3 separate regions of the Homo sapiens genome follow, and regions 1 and 2 are each linked to region 3. Evidence: chromatin contacts called from ENCODE Hi-C or POLR2A ChIA-PET data. All regions are on one chromosome and are shown on one strand. Each heading gives the region's core, a stretch centred on a gene start or an enhancer-like site at or near the end of the contact. The rest is flanking DNA. Distances are from core to core; before and after follow the strand shown.

Region 1 (4,700 bases), core at 1,970-4,469, 370 kb before region 3:
CAGGGGGCGCGGCTGGCTGCTGAAGGCTACCTTGTGGCTGTCGTGGCAGGCCCGTCGGTGACCTTGGAGGCCCGGGCCCCCCTGGAAAACCTGGGGCTGGTGTGGCTGGCGGTGGTGGCCCTGGGGGCTGTGTGCCTGGTGCTGCTGCTGCTGGTGCTGTCATTGCGCCGGCGGCTGCGGGAAGAGCTGGAGAAAGGGGCCAAGGCTACTGAGAGGACCTTGGTGTACCCCCTGGAGCTGCCCAAGGAGCCCACCAGTCCCCCCTTCCGGCCCTGTCCTGAACCAGATGAGAAACTTTGGGATCCTGTCGGTTACTACTATTCAGATGGCTCCCTTAAGATAGTACCTGGGCATGCCCGGTGCCAGCCCGGTGGGGGGCCCCCTTCGCCACCTCCAGGCATCCCAGGCCAGCCTCTGCCTTCTCCAACTCGGCTTCACCTGGGGGGTGGGCGGAACTCAAATGCCAATGGTTACGTGCGCTTACAACTAGGAGGGGAGGACCGGGGAGGGCTCGGGCACCCCCTGCCTGAGCTCGCGGATGAACTGAGACGCAAACTGCAGCAACGCCAGCCACTGCCCGACTCCAACCCCGAGGAGTCATCAGTATGAGGGGAACCCCCACCGCGTCGGCGGGAAGCGTGGGAGGTGTAGCTCCTACTTTTGCACAGGCACCAGCTACCTCAGGGACATGGCACGGGCACCTGCTCTGTCTGGGACAGATACTGCCCAGCACCCACCCGGCCATGAGGACCTGCTCTGCTCAGCACGGGCACTGCCACTTGGTGTGGCTCACCAGGGCACCAGCCTCGCAGAAGGCATCTTCCTCCTCTCTGTGAATCACAGACACGCGGGACCCCAGCCGCCAAAACTTTTCAAGGCAGAAGTTTCAAGATGTGTGTTTGTCTGTATTTGCACATGTGTTTGTGTGTGTGTGTATGTGTGTGTGCACGCGCGTGCGCGCTTGTGGCATAGCCTTCCTGTTTCTGTCAAGTCTTCCCTTGGCCTGGGTCCTCCTGGTGAGTCATTGGAGCTATGAAGGGGAAGGGGTCGTATCACTTTGTCTCTCCTACCCCCACTGCCCCGAGTGTCGGGCAGCGATGTACATATGGAGGTGGGGTGGACAGGGTGCTGTGCCCCTTCAGAGGGAGTGCAGGGCTTGGGGTGGGCCTAGTCCTGCTCCTAGGGCTGTGAATGTTTTCAGGGTGGGGGGAGGGAGATGGAGCCTCCTGTGTGTTTGGGGGGAAGGGTGGGTGGGGCCTCCCACTTGGCCCCGGGGTTCAGTGGTATTTTATACTTGCCTTCTTCCTGTACAGGGCTGGGAAAGGCTGTGTGAGGGGAGAGAAGGGAGAGGGTGGGCCTGCTGTGGACAATGGCATACTCTCTTCCAGCCCTAGGAGGAGGGCTCCTAACAGTGTAACTTATTGTGTCCCCGCGTATTTATTTGTTGTAAATATTTGAGTATTTTTATATTGACAAATAAAATGGAGAAAATGAAACGATTGCTCTGATGGGGCTAAGATGTTTGGGCTAAAGCCTTTCTGGGTACCAAGAGGGAAGGCTCTCTGGGTGGAGGGAGGCTGGACTGGGCCTCCCCCACAATCCCAGGGCAGCCACCACTTTTGTGGTCCCTGCCTGCCTGTGGGAGGGGACAGCCCAGCTCTAGTGTTTTCCCACAGTGGTGGCTGCGGGGCTGGGAACGAGACCATGGCCATAGCCCCTTGGGAGCCAGCCTTGGCTTCTGGCCAGAAGGAGAAGTCAGGGCACTGGGAGTCCAGGGGAGAAGCGGAGTGGTGGGGGGGGTGCCTTCCCAGAACTCAAGACGGGTAGTGGGAATGAGGGGCCAAAGGAGTGGAAGGTTGTGGAGATGAGATCATTGCTTGTGTGAGGATGGGGTTCTCAACCTGCTTAGGGGAGGAGAAACGACTTCCAGCCTTCTACCCACCAGGAATGCTAGGGTCTTCCGTGCCCCAACTAGCGGGGGAAGGAACTTACATCCAGTGTGCACCAGACCACTGTCCTGGAGAGGGACTGGCACAGAACCCAACCTGCATTCTGTCGTTCATGCACTCTTTCTAAGCCGATCAGGCGGTCTCCCCTGTACACTTGATCGTGGCTTGAGCAGGCAGCTGCCTGGGTTTTAACTGGGAATTGAGAAGGCTGGGGTCCGCTGAGGAGCACGCTGCGAAGGTGCGCGGTCCGCAGACGGCCTCCCGGTGGGTTTTGATCATGAAGACCGATTCCGTAAACTCAGCGCCCACTGTGGGGCCAGGGGGTTCTGCACAAACCAAGGCCCTGCCCCTGCCCTGAGGTGGAGCTACAGGCAGGACAAGTTGTGGCCACCTGCCCCTTGCTGGACTTGTAAGGAAGAGCAGGGTACGGGGAGGGGCGTCTCGAGGCCTTTCCAGCCGTCACTTTGCCGCTGCCCCGGGGGCGGTCGGCCTTGGTCCGGGGTGGTGCCAGGAAGAGGGGCTAAAAACCGTGGAGCGCGCCCCGGCCCGATGGCTCACGCCTGTAATCCCAGCACTTTGGGAGGCCAAGGTGAGCGGATCACGAGGTCAAGAGATCGAGACCATCCTGGCGAAACCCCGTCTCTACTAAAAAATACAAAAAATTAGCCGGGCGTGGTGGCGGGCGCCTGTAGTCCCAGCTACTCAGGAGTCTGACGCAGGAGAATCGCTTGAACCCGGGAGGCGGAGGTTGCAGTGAGCCGAGATCGCGCCACTGCACACAAGTCTGGGTGACAGCGAGACTCCGTCTCAAAAAAAAAAAAAAAAAAAAAAAAGACCGCGGAGCGCGTGGCGCCTCCCTGCCCTAGGGACTAGGGGCGGTAAAGAGAGGAGGCTGCGAGGTCGCTGGACGGCTGGGTCATGGCGAAGGTAACGGGAAAGCTCCCGACCGGACCCAGCTGCCTCATCCCCACACCCTGCAAGGCCAGGCGGCCCGGCGGCCCTCCAGCGGCGCGCGGCTCCCGGAACCCAGCGCCTCAGTCCTCGCTTGGCCTTGGACGCCCTCGCGCGGAGGCCTCGGGGCACGGCCGGGCGCAACAAGCCCCGCCCTACCGTTGCAATTGGTTCTCGAGCTAAGGCCTAGGCGTTTGATTGGTCAGCTTTGGCGAGAAGGCGGGACTAGGGCGACAGCCGCGGACGCCGAGCGGCCAGATCAGGGACGCGGGGCGGGCCCTGCGTCCGCCCCTCCCGCCGAGGCTGAGCCTGAGACCCGGGGCGGATCGACTGACGCCGGGGCCGGGATGGCGACGCCTCGGCCCTGCGCGGACGGGCCCTGCTGCTCGCATCCCAGCGCGGTGCTCGGCGTACAGCAGACGCTGGAGGAGATGGACTTCGAGAGGGGTGAGGCTGCCGCGCGGCCCTCGTGGTTCTCACCAGGCCCCGGCCCAAGGAGGAGGCGTGGGGCCAAGGAGAGGCGGATGAACGGGGCCCCGAGAGCTTGGGGCTTGGGGCTTGGGGCCTGGTGCGGGAAGGCGGGCGGGACCCACGGTTCCCGTGTACTGAGAGCCTCCCAGGGCCCCGCACGAGCTCGGCCAGGAGACACCTGTCCCGCGGGCGGCGGGGAAGCGGAAGCACTGGTTTCCGTAACCCTCCCGAGTAGCGGGGGACGACCTCCCCTGGGAGACACAAGCCTGCTCAGGTGTTTGAGAGAGGGCCCGGGGAGCAGAATCTGCACCAGGGGCATTGCACCCAACCTGAGGGGCATGGAGCTGCAGGCCTGGGGGCTGCGCGGTGAAGGAGAGCAGTGGCCTTTGTTTAGCCCCGGGTGCCAGGCAGCCTGCATGCTTTAAAGATGGCAAGAGCTTCGCACGGGCAGCCTTCGAGGCAGGGCACAGTATCTCATCTGTGGGACCCAGAGAGGTAACACGTTTGGCCCAGATTATACAGAGATTATGGTGCCAATAGGAACAGAGGAAGGCGGGAAACCAGGGTGCTTCTTGTGAGCGTTGGGAACCACTGTGCTGTGTCATCTGCCCTTGCGGATGCAGCCCTCGATTGCCACTGCTGTGTAAGCATTCTCATGGAACTCTTCCTTTACCGTGGTTCTGGCACCTGCCTACTTCCCTCCGCCCCTCCTACCGCTGTCCTCTGCACTGCTGAAGTGGTTGCCTCAGAGGGTCTTTCTGCTTCCACGCTTGCCTTCCTACAGGGTTTTCTACTCTCACATAGCAGCCAGAGCGGCTTTTTGAAAATTAGAAATCACATCATTCCCTGTTATGGCCTACAAAGCTCTGTAGACCCACCCCTGCCGGTTCTACTTCTCCTCCTCATTTTATTTCTCATGCTTTTCTTCCCCCAATCACTACGCCGCAGCCACACTGGTCTTGTTTTGGTGTCTCAAATATGCAAGACCTTTTCCTGAGTTAAGGCCGTTGGACTTGCTGTCCCATCTCCTTAGAATGAACTTCCTACAACCGTTAAGCTAGCTGATGCTTTTCTTCAGATCCCAGCTCCAATGTCATCTCCTCAGAGACCCTCCCTAAACACCCCAGTTCTCAACTGGGGGCAGTTCTGCCCTTTAAGGGACTTTGAATATCTGGAGACATTTTGGGTTGTCACAATCAGGAGGGTGCTACAGGCGTGTAGTAGGTAGAGATGAGAGATGCTGTATACATGGTACAATGCACAGGACAGCTCGCTACAATAATCATCCGGCCCGTAAGTGTCAATTGTGCTGTTAAGAAGTAAACATTG
Region 2 (4,603 bases), core at 2,018-4,517, 320 kb after region 3:
TTTTTGTATTTTTAGTAGAGATGGGGTTTCACTGTGTTGGCCAGTCTGGTCTTCTGACCTCATGATCTGCCGCCTTGGCCTCCCAAAGTGTTGGGATTATAGGTGTGAGTCACTGCATCCAGCAGGCCTTTTGTTTTTTTAAGGTGTCTTTCAAAGAGTAAAAGGTTTTAATTTTGACAAAGTTCAGCTTATCAATTGTTTATATTTTGTGTGTGTGATTTTTTTTCTTCTTTTTTTTTTTTTGAGATGGAGTCTCGCTCTGTTGCCAGGCTGGAGTGCAGTAGTGCAATCTCAGCTCACTGCAACCTCCACCTCCTGGGTTCAAATGATTCTCGTGCCTCAGCTTCCTGAGTAGCTGGGATTACAGGCACATGCCACTACACCCAGCTAATTTTTATATTTTTAGTAGAGACAGGGTTTCACCATGTTGGCCAGGATGGTCTCGATCTCCTGACTTCATGATCTGCCCACCTCGGCCTCCCAAAGTGCTGGGATTACAGGTGTAAGCCACCGTACCCTGCCTGTGCTTTTTTGTGTTCTAAGAAAACTTTGTCCAGTTCAAGATATAAATATTTTCTCCTATGTTTTTCTTCTATACATTGCATAATTTTAGATTTTACATTTAGGTCTTTGATCTGTTCCAGTTAGTTAATTTTTATATGTGGTGTGAGTTAAGGGTCTTAGATGACATTTAGTATGTCTCCAACATTATTTCTTATTTCGTACGAGGCAGAATGGGAGTCTCACTCCCCTATTATTTTCTCCCTCGCCTTATTCCATATACATTATAGGAAATGTGTTTTTGTTTTTTTGTTTTTTAAGAGGAAAGAGACAGAAAGATTTGCTAATATGGGGGTAGCCAGTATACTCCGTTTTTACTCAATAGTGTCATGTTGCTTTCCCTACATTATTTTTTTTTTATTTTTTATTTTTTAGATAGAGTCTTGTTCCATCACCCAGGCTGGAGTTCAGTGGCACAATCTCGTCTCACTGCAACCTCCACCTCCCAGGCTCAAACAATTCTCCTGCCTCAGCCTCCTAAATAATGGGATTAAAGGCATGTGCCACCACTCTCAGCTAATTTTTGTATTCTTAGTAGAGACAGGGTTTCACCATGTTGGCCAGGCTAGTCTCAAACTCCTGGCCTCAAGTGATCCACCTGCCTTGGCCTCCCAAAGTGCTAGGAATACAGGAGTGAGCCACCATGCCTGGTCAATATTATCTGCCTTTTATTTTTTATTTTTATTTAGTTTTTCCAATCTGGATGGTATAAAAGGGATATCTCAGTTATAATTTTGATTTCTCTAGTTACTATGGAGTTAAATATTTCTTGTCATACTTGTTAACCATTGGGATTTCCCTTGCATGAATTGCCTATTATAACTATAATCCTTTTTTATTTTTTTTTCTTAGAGACTGAATCTCACTCTGTCACCCAGGCTGGAGTGCAGTGGCCCCATCTTGGCTCACTGCAACCTCTGCCTTCCGGGTTCAAGCAGTTCTCCTGACTCAGCCTCCCGAGTAGCTGGGAGGGACTACAGGCACCTGCCACCATGCCTGGTTAATTTTTTATTTTTATTTTTTGTATTTTTGGTAGAGACGGGGTTTCACCATGTTGGCCAGGCTGGTCTCGAACTCCTGACCTCAGGTGTTCTACCCACCCTGGCCTCCCAAAGTGCTGGGATTACAAGCATAAGCCACTACGTCCGGTCGACTATATCCATTTTTATGTTGATATTTTTCCTGTAGTTCCCCTGGTTTTCTTCTTGATTTGTAAAAATTCCTTGTATATGCCAAAATATAATTTCATAATAGTTTATTTTATTTATGAAATTATAAATAGGGTCCATGGGAGTGGAGTGAACAGCGTACATGTCACTAACTGTCTGAAGGTTGAGGAGAAACTCAGGACCTAGGTGGTGGTGGGGTGGCCACCACCATTTAATAGACTGGAAAATAGGATGGAAGTTGGGGGTGTGGTGGAACAGGGCCACAGGGAGTGGGTTTTCACCAGTCGAAAAGTGGGCAGAGCCCTTCGGATGCGGCCGACTGGCTGTCATGCAGCTGCGGTGCCTGGAGAACTCAAGATCTCCTCCATCGACATGGCAGAGGATGAGCAAGTGGGAAAATCGCACAGGGCTTTTTATTGCCTGAGTCTGGAGGTGGTGTTTCATTGGCTGGAGTAAGTCACATGGCTCTGCCAAGTGTGAGAGGTCTGTGTAGGGTAAGCCTCTGCGTCTGGTAGGGAGGAGGTTGGGACCAGCGACTACCAGTCATATTCACTGCAGGATGTGTGCTGCGGTCTCCGGTCTCCTGGGGGCAGGCCCGGCCTTACAGCCCATCCCTGGACCCACCTCGGGAGGGGAAAAACTGCAGGGCTCTGGGAGCGCCGCCACCAGGGAAGGGCTGCTGGGATCAGCCGGGAAGGAGGAAGGGAAGGGGGAGAGGGGCTTGGGTCCCTTGATGCTGCCTGAGGAGGGCTGGTGGACACTGCCTGGGGCTCCCTGCCAGGCCCTATTGGGCTAACAGTAGGCTTTTGTTTTCAGTAAGGGACCTCCCCTCCTGCCTTTCGTTCTGAGGGCATTGCAAAGGGCTCAGAGAGGGGCAGCTCCACATAGGAACTGTGATGGGTTATGAGCAACGCATTTCTGTCTTCTGCCATCTTTTCTGTGTGTTCCAAATTTCCTAGTGTTGGGGGATTTCTGGGATAATTAGGGAAAATAACAAATGTGTGATAGACTTGTGCAGGGTGGTGTGGTAGGTGAGGCTCCGGCCCAGAGTGAGGGCTCCTTCCCCTGACATGGGCATCTCCAGGGCCTCCCTGCCCATCCCATGGGCATCCTTATTCCTGGCTCACAGCAGTGGGGTCACCTCCCCAGGGTTCCCACTTAGTAGCTGAGGAAAGTGGGGCTCAGCTGGCTTGCGGGCCCTGCCTGAGGCCACATGGTGTGCCTCCGGATGCTGGGCTGGCCGTCTCACTCCTTCCCCTCTGCCTTAGTGCTGGCCTAGGCTGAGGCTGCCCGGGAGACCACATTAGACACATTTGAAACCGTCTGTCTCTTCAGGAGAGCAGACTCAGATGTAAATTCCTTCAGCCCCCAAGGAGCTAAAAATAAGAGGCCTGTGCCCCTACAGCAACCCAGGAAAGGCCACGTGAAAACCCAGCAGCTGGGGGCGGAGGCTGGGGGCGCGGGGCCCAGCAGTGTTGGAGGGGTGGAAACAGGATGTGAGCAGAGAGGGGGCTGTGAGAAGCAAGGTGACACCCAGCAGAGGCGGCCACCTGGTACAGCATGTTCTGAGCCACGGAAAAAGACCCTGGGCTGCGTGGGAGCCCTTACATCCTGCTTGGAGACAGGCCTCCCCCATTTGGCCTGGCTGTTGGCCAGGGCAGAATCTGACCCCTGCACTGGGATGGTGGGCAAGAGAAGGACAGGATGTTGCCTTTCAGAGAGATGGGGATCAAACCTTAATAAGGGCTCCCGGCTCCCCCAGGGAGGCCTGGTACCTACCCAAGGCCACCAATGGAGAAACAGGGTAAATAGCTCACCAGCTGTCCATCAGCCAACACTGCAGGCCAGGCCTGAGCCAGGTGTGGGGAAAGCGAACCCGCCAAGGCCCACTCGCTGGCTTCAGGGAGGCACCAGTATTGGGTGGGTGCCTTGATGAGGCCTGTGAAGGCCAGAGGCGAGCCCAAGCTCTGGGAGGCTCTGGGAGAAGCCCTTGATTCAGCCTGGGGATCTGGGAAGCCTTCCTGGAGGAAGCGAAACCTGAGGGGTCTCAAGGATGGGCAGGGGAGGGGTGGGTGAAGCCATTCCGGGCAGGTCGGCCAGCACAGGGCGCAGAGGAAACCCCCGGCCTGAGTGGTGTGGTCAATGTCACCGGGGCCTTTGTGCCCACCTAGCCTGAGCCTGCCCCCCTTGGCCTGCTCAGGGCTTTTCCTGAGATCCCTCCTCTCTGAGGTCTGCAGCCTCCCCTCTGGCCCATCATTCTCTTTCCTTGTCAGGTCCATGGCTCCCCCACACCTTCAGCCAGCCTCGGGGTCCTCCTTCACAGTCCAGACCACAGTCAAGTCTCACTTAGTGGAAGGCTTGTCCCCCCACTTCCCCAGCAGCCCCAACTGAGGGGTGCCACGAGGCTCACTGAGTCACCATCCCCTTCTGGTGGTTCAACGCTTTTTCCTTGATTTGTAACCAGACTTTTTGTCCTAGAGCTTTTCATACACATTTATGTTCATGTAGAATGTAGGCCGGGTGCGGTGGCTCACGCCTGTAATCCCAGCACTTTGGGAGGTCGAGACAGATTGCTTGAGCCCACGAGACCAGCCTGGGCAACACGGTGAAACTCCATCTCTACCAAAAATACAAAAAATTAGCCGGGTGTGGTGATGTGCGCCTGTGGTCCCAGTTACCCAGGAGGTTGAGGTGGGAGGATGGCTTGTGTCCGGGAGGTTGAGGCTGCAGTGAGCTGTGATCGCACCACTGCCCTCTAGCCTGGGTGACAGAGCTGTCTAAAAAAGAAAAAAAAAAAAAAACTGAAACAAAACAAACCAAAAAACAAACAAGAATGTACAGCTTTCTCTTTTTTGTTTTTATTGAAATGGGAT
Region 3 (4,509 bases), core at 1,414-3,913:
CCTGACCTCAGGTGATCCTCCTGCCTCGGCCTCCCGAAGTCCTAGGATTACAGGTGTGAGTCACCACGCCTGGCCACATGTATTTTTTAAAGCCATAAAGGAGAGATTGATAAATTTGATTACGCAGGATTTTTTTAAAAGCTTATGTGTGACAAAAGATACCATGAATAAAACTAAGAAGCAAGATAATAGATGGGAAGTAGAGACTTTCAACACATATAACAGAATGGAATGATGTTGAAACTTACAAAACACTTACTCCTACAATCAATAAGAAAAGCACAGATAGCTCACAGTGAGTGTCCAAGATCACATACGGAGAAATCAATCCAATCACTTATGGGGTCAATAAACATGAGAATAAACTTTGCAAGAGCCTGGGAAGTGCAAATTAAGACAGCAGCAAGACACCAACAAAATAGAACTTGGTTGGATGGTGAAATGGTGAAAGGGTACAACATTTCAGTTAGAAAACTTTTACACTGCCGGGCAAGGTGGCACAGGCCTGTAATCCCAGCACTTTGGGAGGCTGAGACAGGAGGATCACTTAAGCCCAGGAGTTCAAGTCCAATCTGGGCAACATAGGGGGACCTTATCTCTACAAAAAAATTAAAAAATTGGCCAGGTGTGGTGGCCTGTGCCTGTGGTCCCAGCTACTTGGGAGGCTGAGGTGGGAGGATTGCCTGAGCCCAGGAGATTGAGGCTGCAGAGAGCTATGATCATGCCACTGCACTCCAGCCTGGATGGCAGAGTGAGACCCTGTTCAAAACAAAATCAAAAACAAACAAAAAAGAAATCAATTACACAAAAACATTGGAGGCATTATCTACTAAAATTTAAACTATTCATACACTATCGCCCACCAGTGTCTACTCCAGAAAGTCACTCACTGCTTGCAAGAATGACCTGGCAGCAATTCTCATGACAGGAAAGCACTTGGAAACAAACTTTATATATTTACCAATAGGAAAGTGGTTATATCAACCATGGTTTATCCATATTATAGAACATTGTGCTGTGGTTCCAAGGAATAAGTTTTTATTTTTTGATTTTTTTACTTTATTTTGTTTGGAACTAGGGTCTCACTCTGTCACCCAGACTGGAGTGCAGTGGCGTGATTATAGCTCACTACAGCCTCCGCCTCCTGGGCTCATGCAATCCTCCCACCTCAGCCTCCCAAGTAGCTGGGACAACAGGTGGGCACCACCACATCTGGCTAATTTTTTAAATTTTTTGTAGAGACAGGATCTTGCTGTGTTGCTCAGGCTGGTCCTGAACTCCTTGGGCTCAAGCAATCCTCCTACTTCAGCCTCCCAAAGGTTGGGATGACAGGTGTGAGCCACTGCATCCAGCCCAAGGAATACGTTTTCATTATGTTTCTGACATACAGGATGTAGCATACAGTAAATGTCATGAATATAAAAATGCATAAAATAATGTGTGTGTGTGTTGGTATATGAATGGCAAAGGGTCCAGGAGGGTAAGAGAAGTGACCCTGGGAAAGGACTGGGATGGGGATGTGATTGGGAGGACTTGAACATTTCACTGGCATGTGGGGACTTTTTTTTTTTTTTTTTTAACAATGAGAATGAGCTTACATATTGGTTAAAAAGCCAAAAACAGTTGCTTTGGGAAACAGTGGTGGCTCCTCAAAAACTTAAACACAGAAGGACTGTATGAGCCAGCGATTCCACTCCTACATATATACCCAAGGGAATTGGAAACACTTCCACACACAATTTGTACACAAATGTTGATGGAAGAATTATTCATAATGGCCCCAAGGTAGAAATGAATATTATTTGATCCTTAAAAAGGAATGAAATACTGATTCAGGCTACATCATGATGAGCCTTGAAAATGTTATGCTAAGAGAAGGAAACTAGTCACCAAAGGCCATATATGCACGATTCCATCCATATGAAATGTCTACAATAGGCAAATCCAGAAACAGAAAGTAGATTAGTGGGTTTCAGAGGCTGGGGAGAGGCAGAAATGAGGAGTGACAACTAAAGGGTACGGAGTTTCTTTTTAGGGTGAGGAAAATATCCTGAAATTAATTATGCTGATAGTTGCACAACTTTGTGAATAGAATACTAAAAACCATTGAACTGTGCATTTAAAAAAGACGAATATTATGATAATGTGAGTTACATCTCAATTAAAAAGTTATCCAAAACAAAACCTCTCCAAAATAGACAAAGAAGCGCTAGTGGGGAAAAAAGAGGAAGACGATATTAGCCCTGGCAGCAGGAACAGCTGAAGAGGAGATGCCTTTTGAGCTGGTCCTACAGGGAGAGTTTGGAAGGCAGAGGGGAATGGATGCCGGTCTTCCAGACAGCAGGCGCGGCACATGCAGAGATGGCAAAGGCAAGGTGTGCTGGGGGAGCTACGAGGAGGTGAGGAGGTCGGATTGGCCCAAGCAAAAGCGGGGGGGAGAGGCGAGAGGGAAGCGAGATGGGCCTGCCCTAGGAGCGCTCTACCGGCTGCGTGAGTGGCGGTGCCCGTGCCATCCCTGGGGCTGCAGGAGGTCTGATCTGCCAGGGCCTCGGCCAGCCAGCAACTCACAGTGCTTGTAAGGCAGGCTGGGAGAGAGGCAGGCTGCGGCTAAGTTTCGCTTTCCTAGAAGCCTGAGATCACAGGTTCCCTTGACGTGAGGTCACTGGAGTAAAACAATGGAGGAAGCGTGTAATGAATCATTATCACAGGGGCAGAATACACGCAGTAAAAAGAAAGTAGAACTGCAACCAGGGATCTTTAGCGTCCTGTAAGCGGAGGCCTGCCCGGGCTGGCTCCAGGGACCTGCTACGGGGCTTTCCTGCAGATATGGGAAAATTCCCTCGTCCAGACTTTCACATCAGGCTTTCTGTTAGATCAATTGGAGAGGGAAGGGGGAGACCGGGTCCACCATGTCACCTGCCCCTGGCGCCCATCGCACACAGGGCCCCAGCGTGCTGTCCTCATGAGGCCTCGCCAGCATTACTCCCTGATGGCACTCCTCTCGCAACCCCCACCCCCACCCCTGCACTGCACGCCCTGACCCCCCTGCTGATCAACTGTTGAAGAAATTCCACTTGGAAGAAGTCTACAGTGGGGACTGGGGGTCCCGCGTGTGGGGGATGACTCCTAAGCCTGGAGGCAGAGGGAAGAGAACCGCGCACGGTCCCTTCCTCCACAGACCTGCACAGCAGATTAGCCTCTGCTGCCAGCTGCCCTGCTCCCCAGTCCCTTCCTTTGAAGGAATGGGTGGTAGGATCTCCACAGGAATCTAGAGGTGGTGCCTCTGTGGTTTTCTGGCGCAGCCAGCTTGTTTCTCTCAGATCTGTGTGAAGTGCGAGGGGCACAGCAGGGGGTGACATTCTCATTTTATAGCCAGGAAACTGAGGCGCAGAGGCTTTGTGTGACTTGCCTGCAGCCACACAGCAGCCCATGGTATGGTTGGGACCAGATCTGGAATCGCTGAATCCCAGCCAAGACTCCCTTCTGCCTCAAGCTGAGCCATTTATGGCTTGACATGGAGGCGGATCACCTGAACAGTCCCCATTCCCCACAAAGTTCTCAACAAAAAAAGGGCCAACTTGGACACAGTGATTGAGATGGAGACTGACCACGAGAGGAGGGCACTTCCTAATCCCCGTTTCTGGCCCTAAACATCTTCCTGGCTTTCTGTTCAGGACCCCTCCTGACTCCCTCAAATGCTCTTGGATTCCGCTGACTTAAAGGATCAAATACATTTTGGCTCCTTGCCTGTCTCCCCCCAGGAGTATGTGCAGTCCTGGGGCTGACAGGGACTTGGAAGGAGAAGCCCAAGTGTCTTATTCCTTTTTTTGTTTGTTTGTTTGTTTTTTACTGTTAGAACACCACAGACTGGGCAATTTATAAAGAAAAGGGTTTATTTGGTTCATAGCTCTGGGAAGTCCAAGGGCATGGCTCTGGCATCTAGCGAGGGCCTTCATATTGAGTTATCCCAAGGTGGAAGGTGGAGGGTAGGAGGGAAGATGGGGACTGAACTTCACCCTTTTATCAGGAACCCATTCCCTCAGTGACTAGCTCACTCCTGCAATAACAATATTGTTTCACTCATGAGGGCAGAGGCTTCATGGCCTAATCACCCATCTCTTAAGGTCTTCACAATGGTAATTAAATTTCAACATGAGTTTTGGAGGGGACATTCAACCACAGCACCAAGTATTATATTGGAGGGAATAGACTGCCTGTCCTTTCCCTAAATTGAGACTAAGAGGATATGACCATTGGCTAAAATGGGGGGAGGCAGGCCCTTGGGTTACCCTAAGGTAGAACCCTTTTAAAATATTTGTGAGGAGAGAGGGTCCCATACCTGTGTAGCAAATGTGTGTTCTCCCAGTCACAAGGAGATGTCAGGAAGTGTGTGTCCTCTTGGGGGATAGACTGGGGGCTGGCCTCTGAGAGGCCCAAGGCTGGCTTTTTCACCCCCAGTGAATGTATGAGGCCCAGAAATTCGATGCTGTCAGCACGCAGTGGGAGCAG

Evidence for each region. Hi-C counts contacts between places; a loop is a spot of excess contacts on that map. ChIA-PET counts read pairs that join two places held with the same protein, here RNA polymerase II (POLR2A). Pooled maps may share reads with other maps.
Region 1: a loop to region 3 is called in a pooled map, with 5 times the contacts of the local background. The contact joins the promoter of ANKRD39 here to the enhancer-like site in region 3. A Hi-C loop is called at or near these places in 7 of 50 pooled maps. POLR2A ChIA-PET finds 5 or more read pairs at or near these places in 2 of 52 experiments (Panc1 and activated T-cell).
Region 2: a loop to region 3 is called in a map with no recorded cell type, with 7 times the contacts of the local background. The contact joins two enhancer-like sites. A Hi-C loop is called at or near these places in 12 of 37 single-sample maps with no recorded cell type and 8 of 50 pooled maps. POLR2A ChIA-PET finds 5 or more read pairs at or near these places in 2 of 52 experiments (Caco-2 and activated CD4-positive, alpha-beta T cell).

What each region holds. Positions count from the first base shown.
Region 1 is chr2:96,856,535-96,861,234 of GRCh38, reverse strand. ANKRD39 (ankyrin repeat domain 39) reads left to right here and starts at 3,219. Exons shown (of 4, transcript NM_016466.6): 1 at 3,219-3,347. The coding sequence starts at 3,248. SEMA4C (semaphorin 4C) reads left to right here. Exons shown (of 15, transcript NM_017789.5): 15 at 1-1,517. The coding sequence ends at 609. RefSeq lists silencers at 2,689-3,358, 3,389-3,558.
Region 2 is chr2:96,162,560-96,167,162 of GRCh38, reverse strand. No RefSeq gene overlaps it. Among named protein-coding and RNA genes, the nearest start is that of DUSP2, 19 kb to the right of the region's middle. RefSeq lists enhancers at 2,016-2,095, 2,356-2,405, 3,286-3,565. Within about 2 kb of position 3,267, at least 10 of the 41 ENCODE cell types and tissues checked have a DNase peak (open chromatin) inside an H3K27ac peak, as active enhancers do.
Region 3 is chr2:96,484,330-96,488,838 of GRCh38, reverse strand. No RefSeq gene overlaps it. Among named protein-coding and RNA genes, the nearest start is that of NEURL3, 19 kb to the left of the region's middle. RefSeq lists enhancers at 2,390-3,039, 2,725-3,417. Within about 2 kb of position 2,663, at least 34 of the 41 ENCODE cell types and tissues checked have a DNase peak (open chromatin) inside an H3K27ac peak, as active enhancers do.